2 separate regions of the Homo sapiens genome follow, and region 2 is linked to region 1. A link is a contact called in ENCODE Hi-C or POLR2A ChIA-PET data. All regions are on one chromosome and are shown on one strand. The core of a region is the stretch at or near the end of the contact, and the rest is flanking DNA. Distances in the headings are between cores, read along the strand shown.

Region 1 (2,526 bases), core at 27-2,526:
GTCCTGGGCCTGCTGGCAGCCTCTCCCAGAACAGCTTCTAAAACCACAAATCTGACCCAGAGAATGTTCCCCTTTGCCCAAGCAGGACGAATGCCAACGCCCTTGGCAGCCGGCGTCGCTCACCTCGCCAGCACAGCTCCCGGCTGAGCGCGTACACCTTGTGCGGGTCGGCCGGGTCCCCCGAGTTATCCCGCAGCATCACGAAGCGACGCGTGCTGCGCAGTGCGCAGCGGAAGTTGGTTTTCCAGCCGGCGCGCTCCGCAGTCTCAGCCTCGGGGGGCGGGCCACCTCCCCTGCTGCTAGGCGGCCACCTGCCGCGGGCCACAGCCCAGGCCTGAAGAGGGGGACAGAACACGTGTGCCGGGCCCGCGGGGTCCTAGGCGGGCTCTCCCACCCGGGGCGGGGCGGGGCTGGGGTCCCCACCTTGAAGATGCGCGCGTCGGCCTCGCTCAGGTCCTTGCGCGCGAAGTGCTTCCAGGGCACGCGGAAACAGGTGCGGGCCTCGTCCAGCCACTGCAGCCCCTCATAGCAGCCGCTGCTGATCTCTCCAAGGAGCCACTCTCCGAACAGCACGCGTGGGGCTGCCCTGCGGGTGCCCGGCCGCGGAGAGTCAGGGCCGGCTGCAGGGCGCTCGGGGACTGGCATCTGGAGAGGGTGGGCCGGGCTCTTACCTCTCAGGAGCCAAGGCCATTGCTCCTTCTGCAGGGGCAGTTAGGTGGCGGTCAGGTGTTATAACAGGGGAGGTAAGGGCTCCTGTCGCAGCAGACGCCAGGCCGCGGCCACAGGTCGTGTGGCCAGGTGTCACAGGTGTCCACAGGTGTGGACTGAGGGCTTGTAGCCACCGACGCTGCCTCGGTATGGATCTCTTGGCAGAGGGGGCTACAGGTGTGACTGCAGGTGTGGCCGGCGCGCACACATGAAGTCACAGGTGTTGAACCAGTGTCCAGGCCTGGCGGGAAGGCGCAGGCCGGACCCTGCGGAGACGGGAAAGGCGACGTCAGGGGCGGGTCAGGCTCCCGGGAAAGCGAAACCTAAACAGTGGCGCTTCGCACCCTCCTCGATCCCACCCCGTCCGGTTCTCAGCTCCGCGGAACCCCGCCTCCGCCTCCGCCTCCCTCCCCGCCCGACCCTCATCTCTCAGGCTCCCCCAGCTCTTGGCTCTACCCCTCCGGGGTCACGGAGCCCCCACGGAGGCTCTCGCTCCCGGCCTGCACCGCGTGGGTCTGGGGTCCCCAGTACCTGGGTGCCAGAGCCGCCGGGACGGGAAGTTTCGTCTCGCGGGGAAGCGGAGGGCCGGCGCTTTTATGGTGGCCAGGCGGGAGTTTCCGGGAAGGGCGCGCGCCGCCTGTTCTTATTATTGGATGCGACCAGCGGAACCCCGCCCCGGCCAGCGCGGAGTAGGGAGGAGTGGAGGGCGTTGGGAGTGGCTGCAGTGAGCCGAGATGGAGCCACTCCACTACAGCCCAGGGGACAGAGCAAGACTCAGTCTCAAAAAAAAAAGGAAGTGGGTAATGGGAGGTGGACGTGCCTCGAAAAAGGGGCAGCTGCACCGTTTGCGTTTCTTTTTTTGAGATGGAGTTTCGCTTTTGTTACCCAGGCTGGAGTGCGGTGGCACAATCTTGGCCCACCACAACCTCCGCCTCCCGGGTTCAAGTGATTCTCCTACCTAAGCCTCCCGAGTAGCTGGGATTACAGGCATGAACCACCACGCCCGGCTAATTTTGTATTTTTAGTAGAGACGGGGTTTCTCTATGTTGGTCAGGCTGGTGTCGAACTCCCGACCTCAGGTGATCTGCCCACCTCGGCCTCCCAAAGTGCTGGGATTTAGGCGAGAGCCGCCGTGCGCAGCCCCCTTTGGGTTTTTTACATTGTTCAGTCAAGAATATCAGATACTCTCACAATTAAAACATTTGGAAAGGAATTAATGGTGTATTTCCATTAGGGAAAGTGCTGACAAGCCGCAAGGGATCCCTTGATGGTTCTGGGCATGGGCGCCCAGCCTGGGCTCTGGCTTTGGGAGCAGCGAGGGGAATGTGTCTCTCACCCCTAGGCCTCCTGGTCTGGCTCCTGCTCAGGCCACACGGCGCACCCACCCCCAGCGCGCCTCAGTCCAGGTCACTGGGCAGGGTGTTTACTGCTGCGCTCCAACCCAAGCATGTAGATTTCAGAAGGGGACTAGGACCCCCGGCAGGTGTTTGAGACCACCGGCTCCCAAGTGCGTCGCCTTGGGGGTTTGCATCGGCTCCTCAGCCTCCCCAGGCAATCTCTGTGTAGGGTCGGGAGCGGGAGGTCTGAGATGAGCCGGGTGCCTGAGATCTCCGGTGCAGGTCGGGGGAGGGGAGCCCCCCTCGGGCTGTGGTTAGAGCGGGAGAGGAACTTCCCAGACTAGCTGGCACAGAGCCTCGGGAAGGCGGCGGGCACTGCAGGTGGTTTACGGGAAGTGCTGCAGCCTTGGGGTGGGGACAGCGTGGCCAGACCCACCGCCTCATCTGCACACCTGGGCTCAAGCGCTAATGACGACAGGGG
Region 2 (3,159 bases), core at 272-2,771, 200 kb after region 1:
CCTGACCTCGTGATCCACTCACCTCAACCTCCCAAAGTGCTGGGATTACAGGTGTGAGCCACTGTGCCTGGCCTATTTTTAAATTTTTTGTAGGGATGGAATCAAGCTATGTTGCCTAGGCTGGTCTCAAACTTCTGGACTCAAGCAATCCCCCCACCTTGGCCTCCCAGAGTGCTGGGATTATAGGTGTGAACCACTGTGCCCAGCCTAGAAGGAGTCGCTTTAAGTCAGGTATGGTCACGTCCTCCCTGCTTGACCCTCTCCCATGGCTGGGCTTCAGCTACTCTCTCCCCTCACTCCCCGACAATCTTCGCCTGTCCTGGTCGGCTGCCTGGGTCTGCTCATTTACCCTTCAAAATTCAACTCAGCATCACTTCCCACAGGGAAGCCCTCCAGAACCCCTTAGGTGCCCCACACGTGGTTACCTACCTCCTCTCACTCATTTTTCTTTTTTCTTTTTTTTTTTTTTTTTGAGAAGAAGTCATGCTCTGTCACCTGGCCAGGCTGGAGTGCAGTGGCACAATCTCAGTTCACTGCAACCTCTGCCTCCCGGGTTCAAGTGACTCTCTTGCCTCAGCCTCCCGAGTAGCTAGGACTACATGCGTGCACTACCACACCTGGCAAATTTTTGTATTTTCAGTAGAGACAGGGTTTTGCCATGTTGGCCTGGCTGGTCTCAAACTCCTGACCTCAGGTGATCTGCCCTCCTCGGCCTCCCAAAGTGCTGGGATTACAGGCATGGGCCACTGTGCCCGGCCTCTTTTTAGGACGGAGCCTCGCTCTGCCCCCCAGGCTGGAGTGCAGTGGTGCGATCTCAGCTCACTGCAACCTCCGCCTCCCAGGTTCAAGTGATTCTCCTGCCTCAGCCTCCCGAGTAGCTGGGATTACAGGCGTGTGCCACCCTGACCGGCTAATTTTTGTATTTTTGGTAGAGACAGCGTTTCACCAGCCAGGCGGTCTCAAACTCCCGACTTTCTGTGATCCGCCCGTCTTGGCCTCCCCAAGTGCTGGGATTACAGGTGTGAGCTTCCACACCCGGCCTCCTCTCATTTTGAGCTTATGTAAATGCCTACCGGCCCCCAGTAGGGCTGGGGCAGGGTTGACTTTCCAGTGCTGTCTGGGATGGCTGGGAGCAAAGAGGCTGAGGACTGGGCAGCATCCCCCTAGATGGCCCCATCCTGTTCTGGCCCTGTTCTGGCTTCCCTAACTCAGCTTGGGTTGGGGGCAGCCCCAAGCCCCATCCCAGACCCTCTGCAGCTCTGGCAACAGCTAGGTCCAGAGATGACCTCAGCCTGGGGAGCCAGTGTTCCTGGGGAGACAGAATCTCATTGCCTCCCACCCCAACCTGAGAAAGCCTCTCGTTTGGGGGTGGGGTGAGGTTCAGGGAGGGATCCTGGATCTACTCCAAGCCCTGTTTGCTCCACTGACCAGGAGAAAAATGCGGAAAAGGGGTGAAAGGGTGACATCACCCAGGATTGCTCCACCTCTGGGGCAATTATCGGGAGCAGGGCGGCCCCAGTCAGACGCAGGCAGCCCCAAAGCCTGAACAGGCAGGGCCAGACCCAGGTAAGAAGCCAAGGTCCGGAAGGGTCGCGGGCGCGGGGCAGGGCTGAGGCCCCACGTCAGGTCGCGTGGGTCTGCGGAGCTGGGGTCCCCCACGAAGGGTTTGCGGGACTCGCATCCGGCCTTGGCCTTGGATGTTTATGGGTCTGTCTGTGGGTGAGCCTGTGGGTCCCGGGGCTCCCGAGGCCTGTGCGGCTTTCAGGTCTGGGGGTGCTGCCGGTGCGCCTCTGTCCAGGGACCAGCTCCTCTGTCCCGGGTGGGTGTGGGAGGCGGACCCGGTGGGGAGGGGCGGTGGCTGCCCTGAAACCAGAGCTCCCTCTCGCCGGTACCCAGGTCTGTGTGAGGCTTCCGGCCCCCAGGCTCGGGCCTGCGCCCAGCCCACCCTACACCCCTAGGCGTGTGCCCCCAGCCGTGCCCAGCAGGGGCGGAGGGAGGGCAGAAGCTTTCTCCGGGCGGCAGCGGAGGGCGGGGCTCCAGCGCGGGGGGCCGGGTCAAGGACGGGGGCGGGTCCCGAGGGCACGGCCGTTCCCTGCGCGCCCCGATTGGTCTTCGTGTGCCGGCCCCGCCCCCGCCGTGAGTCCCACACTTAAAAGCGCCGCCTCCGCGCCGCCCGCGTAGCTTCTTCGCCTCCGCCAGCGGGGACCCCGAGCTAGAGCCGCAGCGGGACCTGCCCGGCCCCCGGCTCCAGCGAGCGAGCGGCGAGCAGGCGGCTCACAGAGGCCTGGCCGCCCACGGAACCCGGGGCCCGGCGGCCGCCGCCGCGATGTTTCCCCGCGAGAAGACGTGGAACATCTCGTTCGCGGGCTGCGGCTTCCTCGGCGTCTACTACGTCGGCGTGGCCTCCTGCCTCCGCGAGCACGCGCCCTTCCTGGTGGCCAACGCCACGCACATCTACGGCGCCTCGGCCGGGGCGCTCACGGCCACGGCGCTGGTCACCGGGGTCTGCCTGGGTGAGCGGGGCCGGGGGCGGCAGGCGGGGGGCTGGCGGGAAGGCCGTGCGGGGCCGGGGGATGGTCTCCGTGAGCGGAGGGGCCCCGCGGCGAGTCGGTGGGTACCGTGGGGAGGGTTCCGGTCCGCGCCTGGGGAACCCGGCGAGGATCCAATCCGGGTCGCTGGCCTGGGGGCGGGGCCTGGTTTGTTTTGCTCCGAGGGTGCCCGGGGCCCGCCTGTCTGGCGCAAAGGTTTGGGGGCGGGCAGGTGCAGCAAAAGCTGCTTAATTGGACAGAAAAAGTAACTCGTGGGCGGGACCGTGAGAATCCGAGGAGGGACCTAAGTCACCCCGTGGCCCTGGATATTACAACCGGTGCCAGCGATCGGTCACAGTGTCCTGGGCTTCCGCAGTTGCAGGCTGCTATCAGGGGGCCTGGCATGGGGGTAGCCTCTTGAGAGGCGTCTGGGAACCGTGACCTGGTCCTTCCCAAGGGCCCGGAGGAGGAGCCCCGCTGAGGTCAGGGCTGGGCGCGAAGGGGCTCTCCTGCCCTCTCCTTGCACACGGTGCCCTGTGGCCTGGCTCCCCGCTGCGGCCCACCGCGTTTGCACACTTCATGGGTGAGGGTGCTTCTGGGCTCTGGTGCCTGGGTCAGGAGTGGATGGGTC

Evidence for each region. A loop is a pair of places that touch in the nucleus more often than their neighbours do. ChIA-PET counts read pairs that join two places held with the same protein, here RNA polymerase II (POLR2A). Pooled maps may share reads with other maps.
Region 2: a pooled map shows a loop between it and region 1 (5-fold over the local background). The contact joins the promoter of PNPLA2 here to the promoter of IRF7 in region 1. A Hi-C loop is called at or near these places in 3 of 168 maps with a recorded cell type or tissue (B cell, CD4-positive, alpha-beta memory T cell and naive thymus-derived CD4-positive, alpha-beta T cell), 2 of 37 single-sample maps with no recorded cell type and 10 of 50 pooled maps. POLR2A ChIA-PET finds 5 or more read pairs at or near these places in 7 of 52 experiments (AG04449, BJ, GM10248 and 4 more).

What each region holds. Positions count from the first base shown.
Region 1 is chr11:614,674-617,199 of GRCh38, forward strand. IRF7 (interferon regulatory factor 7) reads right to left here and starts at 1,277. Exons shown (of 11, transcript NM_001572.5): 1 at 1,240-1,277; 2 at 672-974; 3 at 424-586; 4 at 124-334. The coding sequence starts at 691. It overlaps CDHR5 (cadherin related family member 5), which reads right to left. Exons shown (of 15, transcript NM_021924.5): 15 at 1,910-2,526. RefSeq lists an enhancer at 139-733.
Region 2 is chr11:817,393-820,551 of GRCh38, forward strand. It overlaps PNPLA2 (patatin like domain 2, triacylglycerol lipase), which reads left to right and starts at 1,522. Exons shown (of 10, transcript NM_020376.4): 1 at 1,522-1,566; 2 at 2,182-2,513. The coding sequence starts at 2,327. RefSeq lists enhancers at 1,277-1,571, 3,107-3,156 and a silencer at 1,767-2,656.